2 separate regions of the Mus musculus genome follow, and region 2 is linked to region 1. The links are chromatin loops, found by intact Hi-C in ENCODE. Cell type or tissue: gastrocnemius. All regions are shown on one strand. Each heading gives the region's core, and the rest is flanking DNA. Links, peaks and the distances in the headings are about the cores only.

Evidence for each region. Hi-C counts contacts between places; a loop is a spot of excess contacts. Peaks named below come from ENCODE experiments on the same cell type or tissue, not always from the same donor. Only the 100,000 strongest peaks of a DNase experiment are listed, where the experiment ranks them.
Region 2: it touches region 1 in a loop (7-fold over the local background); 34 of 42 quality-filtered maps call a loop at or near these places.

Annotation. Positions count from the first base shown.
Region 1 is chr11:102,646,885-102,655,992 of GRCm38, reverse strand. No RefSeq gene overlaps it. Among named protein-coding and RNA genes, the nearest start is that of Meioc, 14 kb to the left of the region's middle. In gastrocnemius, for the core only: CTCF peaks have their summits at 2,945 (motif pointing right) and 4,452 (motif pointing right); a DNase peak (open chromatin) is centred at 4,438; H3K4me3 peaks cover 451 bases.
Region 2 is chr11:102,569,282-102,578,389 of GRCm38, reverse strand. It overlaps Gm11627 (predicted gene 11627), which reads left to right. Exons shown (of 3, transcript NR_040286.1): 3 at 1,593-1,991. Among named protein-coding and RNA genes, the nearest start is that of Gm11627, 5.3 kb to the left of the region's middle. In gastrocnemius, for the core only: a CTCF peak has its summit at 5,399 (motif pointing left); a DNase peak (open chromatin) is centred at 5,401; H3K4me3 peaks cover 674 bases; H3K27ac peaks cover 284 bases.

The DNA.
Region 1 (9,108 bases), core at 762-8,761:
TAGAGGCATGGAGGAGTGGCTCACTTCACAGCAGAGGGAGTACTATTCCCATCACAACAGAGGAAGTAAGTGGCGCAGGCTATTCCCATCTCGGTGAAACAGGACACTGAGAGACCAACTTTAATAAACCAGGACTAGGCTATAGTCAAAAGCCGGGCCTGATTTACCTACTTCCGCTAGCTAGGCCTCACCTTCTAAAGGTTGCACAACCTCCTGTCATGAAGTATAGTCCTGTGCTGGGGTACCTGGCAGGACCATACCAAGCTGTGTCCCCGAGTAACTACACCACACAGCAGATCTGGTATAAGGGGGTTTACTGGGGGAAGAACCTGGGAAGGGGTAGGGGCAGACCAGTGGACATAGGCAGACAGGCTGGAGCAGAGGCAGGAGGGCAGAGAAGGGGGCAGTACAGAGGACAGGGAGGGAGGGAGAGTGAGGGAGGGAGAGAGGAAGAGAGAGAATGAGCACGAGAGAGCCCTGGAGTAGCCAGCAGTCCTTTTATACACATCTGGCACACCTGGCAGAGATGACAGGTGATGGAGGCAGGTGATGGCAGCAGGTGATTGTGACTTAAGTCATTACTAGGTCCCTGGGAAGAGCCTAGTGGAATCCTGAGTAAACTAGCACCTCCCAAAAATAATGCTGCCAGCTTGGGGGGTGGGGGGTGGGGGTGGAGGGAAGACCTTCCAAACATGAGCCATTGTGGGATAGTTCAGATTCAAAGCATAACAGGCAAGGGCAGATGTGGTAGCACATGCCTTTAATCCTATCACTTGGGATGCAGAGGTAGGCAGACCTCTGCGAGTTCAAAGCCAGCCTGGTCTACATAGTGAGACCCTTTTTGTTCTTGTTGTTTATGTAAATTTAAACCCCAACAGACAGGAAGCACCAAACAATAATTGCTTCTTCTCTTACACGTGACCTGACTGCACACCCCAGCCAAGTTTTCAAAGTTCAGATTCACTCGTTGTTTTATTATATTCTTAATGCTGGCTGGCCCAGGTGTTATAACTGCCCCCTTGCTGGAGCTGGCACTGGAATAAGGAAATAAAGCCAGGCTCAGCATCCACTGTAAGGTTGAGCGACATCATTTCCTGAGCAGGAGAGCCCCAGGAGTACCTGAGGTCTCTCACACCCAGTTACCCACACGTGGCCTCTCTCTATTTCCTGTCATTTGAATATGTGTGAAACTCAGTGATGTCTGCCCTTTTTTTTTTTAATTTTGAGAAATTAAATTTAAATGAATCAAAAACACATGGATTGGCTTTTCCTCAGAAGGACACTCACATTTTAAAGTGGAAAGGAAAATACATGGGACAAAGACCAGATGGATGTTTAAATATGGAAGCAGAGTTGGAATATCTGGGGAAAGTTGAAGCACTCAGGCGTGCCCAGCCCAGACTCCTCTCTCTCGCAGCTGCAGAGAGACAGGCCACCTCTGGGATGAGCAGGCCTTGCTCTGTGGATGACTGGTATCAGAAGGTATGAATTCATGATACACCAATGCCTCCTAGAGGTTATCGTGATCTCTGGGACTGAACAAGCCACTTGGTCCTTAAATTTTTAGTTATCTGTTAAAAAAGAGGGAGGCCAGGGGCTGGAGAGACAGCTCAGCAGTGAAAAGCACTCAGTGCTCTTCCAGGGAACCTGTGTTCAGTTCCAAACACCCACATCTGGCCGCTTACCGATTCCTCTAACTCCAGCTCAGGGGGAATCCATGACCTCTGGCATCTGCAGGCACCTGTGCTCATGTGCAAGTATCCATATGTACACATCACACCTAAACATATTAGTAAAAATAAATCCTGGGACTGGCGAGATGGTGCAGCAGTTCTGAGGGCGAGGAGCTCTTCCAGAAGACCCGCACTCAGCTCCCAGCACCCGTGTAGACACGCACCTCTCTAACTCCAGTCCCAGGGGATCTGAAGCCCTCATCTGATCCACTCCAGGCACCAGGCACGCATGTGGTGCGCAGACACATATGCAGGCAAAGCACCCGTACACATAAAATAAATACATAAAATGAAAATAGATCTTTAAAAAAAAAAGCTGGAATGAAGTTAGGGCATCTAGTTGTAATTAGACTTCTTCTTCTTTTTAAACACACAGCTAAGGGTGAAAATAAAGCTGAAACCCAGATGTTAATCTATATTCTGTGGGGGCGGGAGAGGGAGGGGAAGACCCACCAGAGGGTCCTCAGCTCACAAACAGCGATCTTGGCTTTTGCTTTGGTCTGCAACCCGGCACACAGGAACTCGGTACATCCTTGGGGTGGTCTTCCTACTGCACCATACTGCCTTCTTTGGGAAACGTTTCCCCAGGGAGGATGGTATCTGAAAGCTCCCCCATCCTTGATGTTCTCCCGAGTCCTGAACCCCTCCTTCTGACTCTGTTTCCCATTAGCAGCTTATGTCCACCCTGACCCAGGATGCCCTGGGGCTCTCATGGATTCTGTCACTCTTTGTATTGTCTCCCGCTAAAGTTCTTCTTCCTCATACCCCCACTTCTGTGTCCTCTGTCTATCCCTGCTTCAATTCATGCTGTGGCAATTATAAACTGTATTTCTAGGGGCCGGCGAGATGGCTCAGCAGGTAAAAGGTGATTGCTGCCAAACCTGAGTTTGATCCTTGGAACCCACAGAGTAGAAGGAGAGAGTCAAACCCACAAAGTGGTTCTCTTTCCTTCACATGTATGTTGTGGCATGCATATACACATTCACGTGTACACACACACACACATGTGTACACACACACACATGTACACACACATACCACACCACACAGAGAAAGAAAAGAAAAAAAAAAAAGGAAGGCAGGAGGGAGAGAGAGGCAGGGCAGACTGTAGAGATGGCTCAGCTTTAAGGACATGTGTACCTTTTTTTTTTTTAAGATTTATTTATTTATTTATTATATGTAGGTACACTGTAGCTGTTGTCAGATGCTCCAGAAGAGGGCGCCAGATCTTCCCAGTGGTTGTGAGCCACCATGTGGTTGCTGGGATTTGAACTCAGGATCTTTGGAATAACTGGCAGTGCTCTTAACCTCTGAGCCATCATCTCCGGCCCACGTGTGTACCTTTTGCAGAGGACCTGAGTTCAGCTCACAGGAACCATATCAAGTGGCTCACAAGCCCCTGGAACTCCAGCTTCTGAGAGATCTGCCACCCCTGGCCCCTGCCTTCGTGGGCACCTGCAATCACATGAACATACTCCACAGATACGTATTCCTATTTTTAAAAATAATTTATTTTTATTTTATGTGCATTGGTGTTTTGCCTGCATGTTTGTCTGTGTGAGGGTGTCGGATCCCCTGGGACTGGGGGAGTCACAGACTGTTGCGAGCTGCCATGTGGGTGCTGGGACTTGAACCCAGGGCCTCCACAAGAGTAGTCAGTGCTCTTAACCTCTGAGACATCTCTCCAACCCCGCATATACATAATTTTATTAAAAAGTAAATAAATACTCTTTTAGAAAGAAAGAAGGAAAAAAGGAAGGAGGATTCTTTTTGATGCCCCTCTAAAATAGAAGGGGTTTTTTTGAAAAAGAATTTTTAGTTATATTTTTATTCAGTGTTTTTGAGACAGGGCCTGATGTAGCCAAGGCTAACCTTAAACACCAGCTCCTCCTGCCTGCACCTTCGAAGTGCTGGGGTTACAGGTGTGCACCAACCTCCACTCCCAGCTTAGAAGAATTATTGCTACTCACTAACTAGTCAGAGGGTTTGGGCCAGGTCACATCTCCTCCACAGGCTTCAGTTTCTTCGCCTCTAAGATGCTAGTGTAAGCTAGCACCTACCACACACCTATTTGCAAAGTACGTGGACCTTGCACACGGAGAAGACAGCAGTGGCAGACTCCGACAGCAGCGTTGGCCAGATCCAATACCAGGTGCTTTAAAGATCCCTCCACCAAATCATATGAAAATGTTATTGTCAACCCTAACTTCGCATATGTAAACTAGAGGTCACTAAATTGAATAATTTACTCTAGATCCCTCCAGATGGTGGCTGGTGGAATTAGCCATTCTGACTCCTGAGTCCCTAACTTTACCGCTGCCCGATACTACCTACCTCTTACTACCTTGTGAACTGAGGGGGATAGTTAAAAGTAATCCCTTAGCATTGTAATGGCACTTTCTCATTCTGAAGCGCTGTTCATGTTCATGCCTTATTTGATCTTCACAGCGACCCTAAGGGTAGGTATTAGCAACCCAATTTATGGGGCAAGAACAGAGACTTATTAAGAGGGTCACGTGTCCCAAGGCATGCAGCTGGCAAAGGCACTCGGCACTCCATGACCAAGGACTGCCCGTTCCCAATGTGTCCAGTGCCTCCCATCCACCCCTCTCCTCTAGCTCCAGCGTAGTCCACCATTCTTTTCTCTGCATCTTTCTTTAAAGAGGCACTGCCTCCTCACCGTGAACCCGGCCCTGCATATACACGCAAGCAACAACAGGGGGCGCTGTGGACTAACTCACCAGTCTGGCGAATCCAAACTTGTTCTGATAAATCTTTTTGGTTTTATTTATGTTTTGATGTGTATAACTACTACTTGCATATGGTATACATTCTTAAAGGTATAAATGAGCATACAATGTACCTGCTTCCTAGCTCCCCAGTTCTCTCAGCATTTGAATGCTAGAAGTGTATGCTTACATAATAGAACGTATGGTGTTTTTTTTTTCCCACCCAGATGGTAGCATACAAATGCCCACAGGTTATCTTTTCTTCCACATACAAATTATATTATACGGTAGCCACTATCCTTACTCCAGTCATTTCAAGATTGTTTATCTTTTATGCTTTTGTTTTTGTTAGTGAGGCAGAGTTTCATGTAGCCCAGGCTGTCCTCAAACTCACCGTGTAGTTGAGGATGCCTTTGAAAGTCTAGCTGGGTGGTGGTGGTGGAGGAGGACTTTGATTCAAGCACTCCGGCGGGAGACCAGGTCTCTGAGCAGGAGACCAGCCTCCACTACAAGGTGAGTTCCAGGGCAGCCAAGGTTACACAGAGAAACCCTGTCCGAAAGAAAGAAAGAAAGAGAGAGAGAGAGAGAGAGAGAGAGAGAGAGAGGAGGGAGAGAGGAAGGGAGGGAGGGAGGGGAAGGAAAGAAAAGAAAAGAAAAGAAAAGAAAAGAAAAAAGAAAAGAAAAGGAAGGAGAAGGGAAGGGAAGGGAAGGGAAGGGAAGGGAAGGGAAGGGAAGGGAAGGGAAGGGAAGGGAAGGGAAGGGAAGGGAAGGGAAGGGAAGGGAAGGGAAGGGAAACAAAAGAAAACAAAAAAAAAAAAAGGAAAAAAGAAATTCTACTCCTCTTGCTTCCACCTTTTGCCCAGTTTCTGTGGTGCCGGGGATCGAACACACAAGATAGGCAAGCATTACTCCAACTGAGCTACATCCCCCAGCCAAGGTAACTTATCACGCAGATCAGCCCATGTCAGAATTTCCAATACCCAATCAAATGGACGAGCCAGAAGCCATTCAATCAACTCCTCTTGTACTGAAGCTTTAATAAAGGCAGCGGTGCCTCGGTGGCTTTGTGCATGCATGGTTCTGAAGGCTGGCTTCTCAGAGTTGGAGTTGTTTGTCTGCAGTTTGTAATGTCAGTCGATATTGCTAAGTTCCATACCCAAGCAGTGCTTACAACTGCATCCATGTCCACGTGGAATGTTTCTCATACCCTTGCCAACCCAGAGACTTCCACGGTGGAGTCTGATTTTCGCTTGTCCCCTAGGTGGGAAGATGGCTTCTCACTGAGATTTTCGTTGACTCTGATAATGAGTGCTCTCTGAGTTCTGAAATTCGTATATACATAATGATTAGCAGGTGCTGTTCCATGCCAGGTTGTGCTGTGGCTTCTCCCCTTTACCCAACTTTCTTTTAAATGTTAAGTATACTTGTCTCATTTATCTATCATCTATCTTTCAATCTACCTATCTTGTATCATCTATTCTATCTTTCAATCTGTCCTTCTATCCACCTATCTATCTATCTACCTATCTATCATCTCTCTACCTGGGTTGAGGGAAGGTACACACCATGACCTGTGTATGGAGGTCAAACGACAACTATTACGAATCAGTTCTCTCCCTATACACTAAGTGGGGCTTTGAGGAGTGTGGGATGGTTAGAGTCGGTCCTGAGTCCTTCTGTTTCTGAGACCCACAGCCCAAGTGTCTCCACACCCCAGCCTATACCGAATATTTGAAAGGTAGACATGTTGCAGATACTGTGACCTTATCTATGGTCAAGAGACCATTTAGCCAGGCCCTGGTGGTTCACAGGTTTGACCCTTGCACTCAGGAGGCAGAGGCAGGTGGATCTCTGTGAGTTCGTGGCCAGCCTGGGCTACAGAGTGAGTTCCAGGATAGCCAAGGCTACACAGGGAGACCCTACCTCACTGCCTTCGAAAAATAAAATAAAATAAAACAAACAACAAAAACAAAAAAACAAAAAAACAAAAAAGGGGAGGGAGAGAGAGAACCACATAGACCGTGTAGACCACGTAGACTGAGTAGACCATGCCATCTTGAATTGATAGAGTTCTGCCTGCTTCTGCCTTTCTACCTCTTGAGCACTAAGATTAAAAGCACATGCCACTATGAGCACCTATTCTTTTCTTTTGTGTGGACCGTGCCTGTGTGTGAGCACTCACGTGGAAGGCAGAGGTTGAATACTTCCTTGACTGATTCCCACCTAGTATATGGAGGTAGTCACTTTGAGTGCCCAGGTCATTATTCGGGGTAGGCTAGCCTGCCCCGTCTCCATCTGTTGAGCACTCTGGGGTTATAGGCAAGGCATCTGCCAGCATCATTTGCCATGCTTTCAGGTTACCTGGGTTTAGCTCCCAGCATCTGCGAGGCAGCTCGTAACATCTGTAACTACAAAAGGATCTGATGGCCTCTTCTGGTCTTTGTGGGCACCAGACACTTATGTGGTGCGTATACATACATACATGAAGGCAAAACATTCATATGCATAATATAAATCTAAAAGAAAAATATATTTCAAATATTGACTTATTTTTATGTGCATGGTGTTTTGCCAGAATGTATGTCTGTGTGAGAGCGTCAGATCCCCTGGAACTGGAGTCACAGACAGCTGTGAGCTGCCATGTGGGTGCTGGGAATTGAACCCTGATCCTCTTGAAGAACAGCCAGTGCTATTAACCTCTGAGCCACCCCTCCAGTCCCTAAAAGAAAAGTTTTAAGTGGAGCTTAATTAAAGAGAAGGTTAGAATATCAATACCTCCGTGTGAAGGCTCTGAACCACTTCTCAAATCTCTCGTTCTTTGTGGCCCAGAACACTTTACCCCACAGGTGAGTCCCAACCTGTTGCAGACATCTGTCTGCCCCTTAAACCGCCTCCTCTGTTAGCTGTGAAGCACCCAAAGGCCCCCTTTTTGCCCCTCAGACCAAAGAAGGAATCAATGTAAGAATGTTTGTCTATTTATTTGTCTAGGTAGGTTCTGTTTTGGTTGTTTTGGGTTTTTTTGGTGGGTGGAGGGTGGGGAGGTTGGTAGCCCAGGATGACCTTGTACTTTTTTACCTTTTTGCCTCCACCCCCAAATGCTGGGGCTACCAGGATGTGCCTGGTCTATACAGTGCTGAGGGTTGAACATAGAGCTTTGTAAAGCCAGGCAAGCGCTCTACCAACTGAGCCATGTTACCGGTCCTACACAGGACTTTCAATGGGTTTACTTTTGCCTTCCAGCTTCTGAAAAGCCATCCTCCAGGAGGCCCATCCCCTTCGGTAGTAGCTTACCTCACCAGGCGTGCGGTTCCCGCTGCCTATGCTGTTCTCCACCCGTTCACGGTGCCCCTGGTCTCCTCCCACAGAGTACCTCTAATCCCATCGTCTGTGGAGGTTTCCCCCAGGCCCACTAAATGAAGTGCAAATTCTTTAGCTTGGAATTTAAGGGTCTTGTGATATGGCTCCCGTCTACTTTGCTGGTCCTTTTTCCACTACCTCATACTCTAACCACACTGAATTACTCCACACATCTCCTGTGCCTGGTGTCCTGTGCTTTGCCTGCGCTGAATTGCCTCAGCCCGGAGCACACCTATCTGCGCACGCATCCATCTTGCTCTTCCTGTCAGGCCCCTGTTTGAAAAGGAGAGGCAACACGTGTTTTGTTTTGTCCTGTTTTGTTCTTATTTGGGTGTTATGAGACAGGACCATAATTATGTAGCCCTGGCTGGCCTCAAACTACCTGTGTAGCCAAAGAAGACCTTGAACTCCTGATCTTCATCCTCCCAAGCGCTGAGAATACTGGTAAAAGCATCAAGCTAGGCTCAATGCTTTTTAAAAAAAATGTATTAATTGTGTGTGTGTATCTGTCTGTCTGTCTTTGTATCTTTGTGTCTGTATCTATGTGCATGCACACGAGTTCAGATGCCCGAAAAGAACAGAGACATCAAAGGAACTGTAAGCTGCCCAGTGGATGCTGGGAACCCGCCCATGGGTCCTATGGAAAAATGGCCAGGGCTTTTAACTACCTAGCCATCTCTCCAGTCCCTGTTTTGATTTCTAATTATATTTGTGTATCCATGTGGAGTTTATGTGCATGGCAGGCTGGACAGCCCTCATAGTGTTAGGATTACAGACCCATTCCACTGTACCTGACTTTTACACAGAAACTAGGAATCTGAGGCCCGGTGCTCATGTTTGCCTGGTAAGCACTTTGCCAACTGAGCTTCCTCTGGGCTTTACTTTCTGGATTTTGTTTGTTTGTTTGTTTGTTTGATTGAGACAGGGTCTCATTGTGTAGCCTGGGTGGCCTACAACTCACTATGTAGATCAGGCTGACCTTGAAATGGAAGAGATCTATCTACCTTTGTCTCCCAAGTGCTGGAACTAAAGGCATGTGCCACCATACCTAGTTACTATATGTGGGTTTGTCTGTGTGAGGCCAGAAGTGTCAGACCCCCTGGAGCTGGAGGTACAAGTAGTTTTGAGCAGAGCTGTCTGAAGAAGAACCTGGGAATCAAACACTGGTCCCCTGATCTTAACTGCTGAGCCATTTCTTCAACTCCACACATTTTAAAACTTTAAGACAGCATCTTATTAGTCCTTGGTAACACATGCCTTTAATCCCACACTCAGGAGGAAGAGCCAGG
Region 2 (9,108 bases), core at 709-8,708, 78 kb after region 1:
AGTGCAGAGACCCCCTATGTGAACTATGCTGTTTGTTTTGATGCAGGGTCTCCCTTTGTAGCGCACACAAAGGGCTGGAATTACAGTGCACAGCAATGTGCTCATCTGAGAGCCGGCTCCTTTTTACCAATCTCTGATAGGCTCTCAACCCTCTAAGCCCTGAGCAGGAGACATGCTGTCAAATTTGATGACTAGAAGTTGATCCCTTGAATCCATACGGTAGGAAAGAACCAGCTCCCATAATTGTCCTCCAGTCTCCATCATGTACACACATGTAGTGCGCGCACACGCGCGCGCGCGCACACACACATAAATAAATAAATAAATAAATAAATAAATAAAATTTTTAAAAAGTCAAAATAAAACCAATAAAACCTCATAGCCTTGAGACCTGGCCCCCCAAATCAGAAAGGGCACAACTGCAGTTCTACTCTCAGAGGGGAGGTGGGTGCGGCCCCAGGAAGCCTGGGGATTCTTTCCTATGGGGGTTAAAAACTTCCTTTCTCTTCAGAAATTCCCAAGCGCTGTCTGGGAAAAGAGCTGAGTTAGTGAGAGAAGGAAGATGAGCTCCTAAGCAGAGATGAGGGTGGGCAGGGGTAAGGGTGGGAAGATGTGAGGGTGGGCAGGGGTGAGGGTGGGAAGGGATGACGAATGAGCAGGGGTGAGGGTGGGCAGAAAGAGGGGTGGGCAGAAGTGACAGTTGTCAGAGGTCAGGGGTGGGCAGAGGTCAGGGGTGGAAGCGGAAACTGTGGGAAGGAAGGAGGCATGCTGGGATTGACGCCCTAACCTTAGGGTGAGGTGAAGCTTCTGTTCCTTGCCCCAGACCTGCCCAGGGAGCTCCCAGATATCAGTGCCTCCCTGTGAAGGCCCTGGGTGGGTTAGACATCTGAGGTCCTTCAGCTTACTGAGGAGCTGGGTGCGGTGCCTCAGCTTGTGAAGCCTTCATGGCCACCTGACTCCCCAGAAAGGAAGGGAGCTTTGGGCAGGAAGCAGTTGTAAGGCTACAGGAGATGGCGTCTGGAGAGCGGTCCTCCAGCCCTTACAGCATCCCTGCGCTGCATTCCCCTCGGGCTAGAAGAAAGACCTGAGGCAGCAGATACCGGAGCAGAGGTGGCTAGTATGTCATTCACGACCCCTCTCCTCTCTCCACCTGACCTAGCACGGCCCAGCCTATCACTCCCCACCTTGGGAAGTCTGGAATTCCATGCCTTGAAGACCATCTGAAAGCTGTGTGGCCTCACCAGGTGCCCGGGCTTCCTGCTGGCTTTACCCTCTTCCTTCCTCTGATTTCCGACTGCTCTTCTCCCCAGAACCATATTTGGACTTTTAGAACACCGTGGACCTTAGGACAGCAACACCAGCATCCTTCTTCCAGGAGTTCTCTGGTCTTAATTCCATGGTCTTAATATGACAGTCGCCCCAGATCTTTTATCCTCAGACTCCCCTACAAAGTATTCAACCAACCATGGGTCTATATTATGAGGGAAAAATGTGTGTATCTGCTTTTTAAATTTTTTATTTTATTTTTTTGTTTTCTGGAGACTGTGTCAGCACTAAGCAACCTTTCTTTCCTTGTTTTGCTCCATAAACAGTAACAGTTACCTCCACGGCACTTGCAGGCAGGAGGGATTGTTCGTTTCCAAGAAGATCTGCACCGGCTGTACCCAAATAGAACGTCATTTTGATATGAAGGATTTCAGCCCCTGAAGATTTTGATACCCACAGAGTTGCTGGAAACAGCTCTCCTGGATACCAAGGGATGCTCATCTCATATTTGAATCATCCCGACCCTCACTGAGCAGACAGCTCCCAGAGTAACGCTGACTCAGAGAGAAGGAATTCGAGTCACCCGGGATATTTAAAATATTCTAGTAGCCACGTAGTTTAACAGAAAGAAAAAAAATATTAAGACAAGTGAGATGAACCTTAATAATATTTAATCCAATGATGTAAACTATTTTCATATGTAATCAATATAAAATAATTAGTGCTAAATTTGCTTCTTTTTTTTTTTTTTTTTTCCTCCTTTAAACTGTCGTTGGAATTTAGTTTTGCCCTCACAGCACCTCTGTTTGGTCAGTTGTGTACTCGTGACTCAGACTGGACAAGTGGGTAGATACTGAACAGCCGCTGGGTGTGGTGGTGCGGGCCTTTGATCCCAGCACTGGGGAGGCAGAGGAGGCTCTAGAAGTTTGAGGTCAGCCTGCTCTACGGAGACAAATTAAGGACAGCCAGGGTTACATGGTGGGACCTCATCTCAAAAACAAAACAAAATACTATAACAAAAAACCCCAAGATATTGCACAGTGGGCTCAAAAGATGGCTCGCAGCAGGTAGAGGCAGTCGACCCGAGTTCCATCCCTGGAGCCCATGTTTTTGTAGAAATTTTTAATTTCAATCCGGGGTTTCTACCCTACCTTTGGTCATTTAGTCTCCGGATAAAGACACACAACTTTTATTATTATTATTTTTTTTTTTTTTTTTTTTTTTTTTTTTTTTTTTTTTTGGTTTTTCAAGACAGGGTTTCTCTTTATAGCCCTGGCTGTCCTGGAACTCACTTTGTAGACCAGGCTGGCCTCGAACTCAGAAATCCGCCTGCCTCTGTCTCCCCAGTGCTGGGATTAAATGCGTGCACCACCACGCCTGGCACAACTTTTATTATTAATAATAAGCCTTAAACAGCACAAGAGCTGGGCAGATATCTACCCTCTATGCTATTAAAATCTACTTCCCTATCGATAACCCTGAGTTATTACTGTGTTTCATCTGGGCTGCTCGTAACTCTAACTGGCCAGCCCTCAGTGTCACGTTCTCATGGCGCACCTAGCCCATGGTGGCTTCTCCTTTCTCCTCACCTTCTTCTCCAGCTCCTGACTCTCCCTCAACAACCCCCAGCCCGAAAACCATAAAACCCACCTATATCTCTCCTGCCCAGCTATTGGCTGTCAGCATCTTTATTTACCAATCAAAAGCAACTTGGGTACAAGGGCACATAGTATCACTTGGGTCTATGTGCAGACTCTTGTATTTCTGGGGCAACCAGGTCTTTCTTGGGGACCACACTTTGCATTACAATACACAGCAAAAGTCCTCATGTCCTCAGCACCAGTAAAGCGTGGAGGGAGAGAACTGACTACAGGAAGCTGCTCTCTAATCTTTGCCCACATGCTGTGACATGTGCACACATAGGCACATGCATTTCATATGCAAGGTAATAATAAAATTTTAAAAGGATATTGAACAATATGTAGAGCCTGTTTGGGTCCAACAAGTCCAGGTACTAAAGGCCCATTTTAAAAATTGTGGGAGGAGCTGGAGAGATGGGTCAGTGATAAAGAGCATTGTCTGTTCTTCTTCTAGAGTATCTGAGTACAATTCCCTTTACTACCAGGGCAGCTCACAACCATCTGTCACTCCAGCTTCAGGGAATCCAATGCCTCTGGGCTCCAAAGATACCTGTACTCTATGTGTGTGTGTGTGTGTGTGAACATGCAGACACACACAAACGCATAATTAAAACTAACAATAAATAAAATATTTGCTATAAATATTTTATAAGTAATAATAATAAATAAAATTTTTTTTATTGTCAGGCTGTACATATGGTGCGCACCTTTAATCTGAGCACCTGGGGTCCACTCTCAGCATCCACACGGTGGCTCACACCTATTTGTAACTCCTGTTCCAGAGAATTCAGGGTCCTCTTCTGGCTTCCGTGAACACTGCAAAAATAGCAAAAACGGAGTACACAGACAAAAACTCATATACATAAAATAATTTTGTTAAAAACAAAACAAAACAAGTGGGCTGGTGAGATGGTTCAGTGGGCAGAGGTATTTGAGACCAAGTCTGATGACCTGCCTGCAATCCCCAGGACCCACAGGGCAGAAGAAGACAGCCAGTTCCTGCCAGTTGTCCTCTGACCTCTGCATCATCCTCTGTGGTGTGCACGTTCCCCGTCTCACAAATAAATATAATTAAAATTTTTTTGTTAAGGGCTGGAGAGATGGCTCAGTGATTAAAAGCACTGGATGCTCTTCCAGAGGTCCTGAGTTCAAATCCCCTGCACCCACATGGCAGCTCACAACCATTTATAATGGGATCTGATGCCCTCTTCTGATGTATATAAATAATTAAAAAAAAATGTTGTAGAGTCAGGCAGTAGTGGTGCATGCCTTTAATCCCAACACTTGGGAGGCAGAGGCAGACAGATCACTATGAGTTTGAGGCCAGCCTGGTCTACAGAGTGAGTTCCAGGACAGCCAGGGCTACCCAGAGAAATCATGTCTGGAAAAAAACAAAAAATGTTACTGGGGATATATCTTACTGGTATAGTATTTGCCTGAATTTAATCCACAATGCACACAGTAGAAGAAGAAAACTGACCCCCATGGAACAGTATTCTGAACATGATATGAGTTTGTGTGTGTCCGGTGCAACACCATAAATTAATTAATTAAAAAAACAGGTTTGTATATCATATGTGTATCTGCTGCCCAAGGAGGCCAGAAGGTGTGAAAAGTATGGACAGATGTGAGTTGTCATGAGGGGGCTGGAGACCAAACCTGGGTCCTCTTGTAAAAGCAACAAGTACTCCTACCTGCTGAGCCATCTCTCCAGCCTCTGCCCTCTCCAAAAATTATTTAGGAAAAAAAAAAAAAAATTGACTCCACACTGTGCGACCTTAGAATGTGTGTCCCTTAGCTACTCTATGGCCTTAACTATGTAACCTATTAAATGGGCCAGAAACCTCTCAGAGTGATTGAGAGAATAATGCCAACCAAGTGCTTGATGCACAGTGTGCGCTCAATAAAGGTTAACTCTCTTCAACGCTGCGCGATGGTAATCTTGGTCCCAAAGAACTGTTTGGTGAAAGACTAGGAGAAGAGGCTCTTTGTCTTCCAGCAGAGTGAAACAAGAGTAGGCTGGAGAGTGAGTGCGTTTTGTATGAGGAGCTGGGCTGGGATAAAGATGGCTGCGGGTGCCCAGAAGGCTAAGAGAGAGGTTGCCGCCTTGGAATTTGGAACAGAAAGAGAGAAGCATAAGGCCGATGATTCACTGCTGGGATGAGGCTTCTAGGGTTTATAAAAACAAAAGAAAAAGAAAAGAAAAGAAGTGAAATGAAATGAGAAAAAAGAAAAGAAAAGAAAGAAAGAAATGAAAAGAAAAGAAAGAAGAAAAAAAAAAAAAGACGTAGAAGACTGAAAACTCCAGCGATCCCTTCAGGAGGTGGTGTTCACTCCGCAGCGAGCTGCGCGGCTGAGCAGGTTTGCTGAGTGCTTGGAGAAAGAAGTTGGTTGGGACAAAGGTTCTGAAGGGGGTACAGCCAAAACGCCCCAGTGAGTTCCCTCTTTCCCTCCGCATTACTCAGCCAAAGAGTAAGCTGAGAATTGCATTTTGAGGCCACAGCGCCCTCTGCTGGACTGAGGTCCTAGAGGACCCCAGCTAGAGTTCTATGGGAGACCACGCACATATCATCTTTTAATAAAAGTGTGTTAAGTAGGGGAAGAGGGGAGGGGATAGGGGGTTTTCGGAGGGGAAATTAGGAAAGGGGATAATATTTGAAATGTAAATAAAGAAAATATCTAATTAAAAAAGAAAAAAAGTGTGTTAAGTAACAGCAGGGCGTGGTGATGCACGCCAATAAGTCCTCGTATTTGGGAGATGGAGGCATGAGGCTACATTGGGGGTGAGACCTCAAAACACACACACACACACACACACACACACACGGGGCTGGAGAGATGACTTAGGGTTTAAGAGCACTGACTGTTCTTCCAGAGGACCTGAGTTCAATTCTCAGCAACCACATGGCAGCTCACAACTGTCCACTCCAAATCTGACATCCACACACAGATATACATGGAAGCAAAATACATAAAATAAAAGTAAATAGATTATTAAAATATTAGAAATGTGTGATATTTGTTCAGCAAATGGTTACTTTTGTAACTATTCACAGTTGGTGTCCATAAATGTATGCTGTATAACGTGTACTCTCCTTCATAGCTCTTGGAGTTCTAGGGCTGTAGATTAAAAACAGTTAGCAGTTGAAGCTGAAACCTGCAGAACAAGGCAGCCAGATACTATCTGCTATTTTACATCCCAGGAAACTGAGGTACGTATTTAGGTCACCTGCCTAAAGTCACACAACTAGAAGAGCCAGAATAATCGGAGCTTTGAAAGCCTAAAGGTGCTGGAAAGATGGCTCAATAGATAAGAGCACTGACTGCTCCTCCAGAAGTCCTGAGTTCAAGTCCCAGCAATCACATAGTGCTCACAACCATCTGTAATGAGATCTGATGCCCTCTTCTGGTGTGTCTGAAGAGAACAACAGTGTGCTCATATATACACATAAAATAAATAAATAATTCTTTAAGAAAAAGAAGAAGAAACTGGGCAGTGGTGGTGCATGCCTTTGATCCCAGCACTTGGGAGGCAGAGGCAGGTGGATTTCTGAGTTCAAGGCCAGCCTGGTCTACAGAATGAGTTCCAGGACAGCCACGGCTACACAGAGAAATCCTGTCTCGAAAAAACCAAAAAAAGGAGGAGGAGGAGGAGGAGGAGGAGGAAGAAGAGGAGGAAGAGGAGGAGGAGGAGGAGGAAGCCTAAAGGCCTGAGTTTGCACCCTGGGTCTCAAGGCAGATGGGGAGAATGCACTCCTGAACCTGACCTCCACACATGTGTGCTGTGGTGTGTGGGTGCCTGCATGCAAACCCATGTATCATACATGCATGTGTCATGGTAATAAACAAAACTTCTAAAAATTCAGAGAGTAAAGGGACCTGCTGCTAAACCTAAGGAGCCTCATATTCAGATGTTGGAAGGAATTCTCAAAACAGCTGTGAGGACCACCTCCTGCAGGTTGTCCTCTGACTGTCACACATGTGCCTATCTACACACACTGTGTGTGTATACATACATACATACATACATATATGTGCATACACATGCACACACACACATATGTTGGAGATTGGTTCTAATGCTTTGATTCTATCAGAAATCTGCATGTCCAGATGCTGAAGGTCTCTGTCTCCAATTGGTTTTTGATTAATCAATAAAGATGCCAACAGCTAATGGCTGGGCACTGGGCAGGACACTTAGAGTTTCTCGGGTAGGATGCAGAGAGGAGCAGAGGAGAGTCAGGAGAATCGCCATACCTCAAGGAAGAAGGATCAGGTGCAAGAGTGGCCGGAGATAAAGCCAACCAGACACGTGAGAATTTGGGTGGTCACTTCCTCGGTTGGGCCTAAGGTAGCCAGGGAAGGTTTGGGAGTGCTCAGCCTTCAAGGCAGCCAAGGCATCTTTAAAATAAGCTAATGTGTATGTGTCATTCACTCAAGGGTCCAAAGATAGTTCCTGAATGGATGCTTCGGATTCGCCAGGAGCCGAAGCGGTGTAGCCAAAACTCACGGCTACATATACTCAATACCACTCTCTTTTACCTGAGGTTAAGTGGATGCTGTTGTTCATGAATATAAACTTCTTACTTCTAGTTATGAGTTTCCTTTTTTTCTTTTCTTTTTTTTTTTTTTTTTTTTTTGAGACAGGGTTTCTCTGTGTAGGCCTGGCTGTCCTAGAACTCACTCTGTAGACCAGGCCTGGTTCTGATTTTCAAACCATTGGGGTGTTTGTTTGTTTGTTTTTGTTTTGTTTTAGATTTATTTATTTATTTTATGTATATCAGTGCACTGTAGCTGTACAGATGGTTGTGAGCCACCATGTGGTTGCTGGGATTTGAACTCAGGACCTTTAGAAGAATACTCAGTGTCCTTCATTGCTAAGCTATCTCTCCAGTCCCCTCAGGGCTACTTTTAGAAGGCTCAGGGACATGGTGGTAGATAAAGCACAAATGAATGAAGATGAATGAAGAGAATGAAGATGAATGCCATCTTTGGGGAATAGCATGGTCTTGGCATTTTTGAACCTAAAGAATTACAATTAGAAGTGTGGCTTGGGGGACTGGTCCTAAACAACACAGAGGAACGGATCTCTGTGAGTTCAAGATCAGCCTGGTCTATACCAGCAAGGTCTAGGGCAGCCAGAGTTGTACAGGAAGACTCTGTCTCAAAATAAACAAACAAATAAATAACTTGGTCTACCATTAACTAAGGAAACGGAAGCTCCTCTCTCCTTGTCCTATCCACCTGATGAATACTCTGCCTCCTGTGTTAACCCGCATGGAAGTTAAGACTGGCCTCTGGTTCTAGCCCGTGCCTGTCCCACCCCTGTGGAACTTCCCTGCCCCAGAACTAGAATGAATTGTCTTACATCCAGTGTATGGGGAAAATTGGGGCTCAGTAGTTCTTGCGGCTTTTGTGGTCTAACCAGACTTTGAGCAGTGCTGGGTAAGACCCCTCTGCCAGGGTCACAAATTCAAGGCCATCACAAGCTGGCCTCTAACTCTGCCTCACCTCCAGGGTGCTGGGATTACAGGTTTGCATTTCTAGTTAGTTTATGTGATGTTGGGGGAGAAACTCAGGGCCTAGAGTGTGGTTGGCAAGAACTCTACCGACTGAGCTATAACCCTAGCCTTAAAACCATATCTAAAGAATTATGTTTATATATGTTCATATGTCTGTATGAATGTATGCCATATGTGTGCAGGCATGGAATCCAGAAAAAAGATTGTGATTCCTGGAGCTGGAGTTACTGGCAGTTGTGAGCCATCAGATGTAGGTGCTGGGAATCACAGTCCTGACCTCGGGAAGAGGAACAAGCCCACTTAAGTACTGAGCCATCTCTCCAAACCCTGGAAACCCAGTGAGGGGTCCTTGAAAATGCTGGCACCAACAGAAAAACAAACCATGAGAGGCAAGAGGAATCCAGTTCAGCAAGATTTAGTTAGCCAGGCTAGTTCAAATTTCTGGAGTCTGACACCGAGCCATTTGTGTATACACACACACACACACACACACACACACATACACACATATATAATATAATATATAATATTTGCATATATAATATCTAATATTTATATATTAGAATATATTAATTATATATAATAAATATATAACATATAATAATATATTATTAATTCAGACACACCAGAAGAGGGCATCAGATCCCATTACAGATGGTTGTGAGCCACCATGTCGTTGC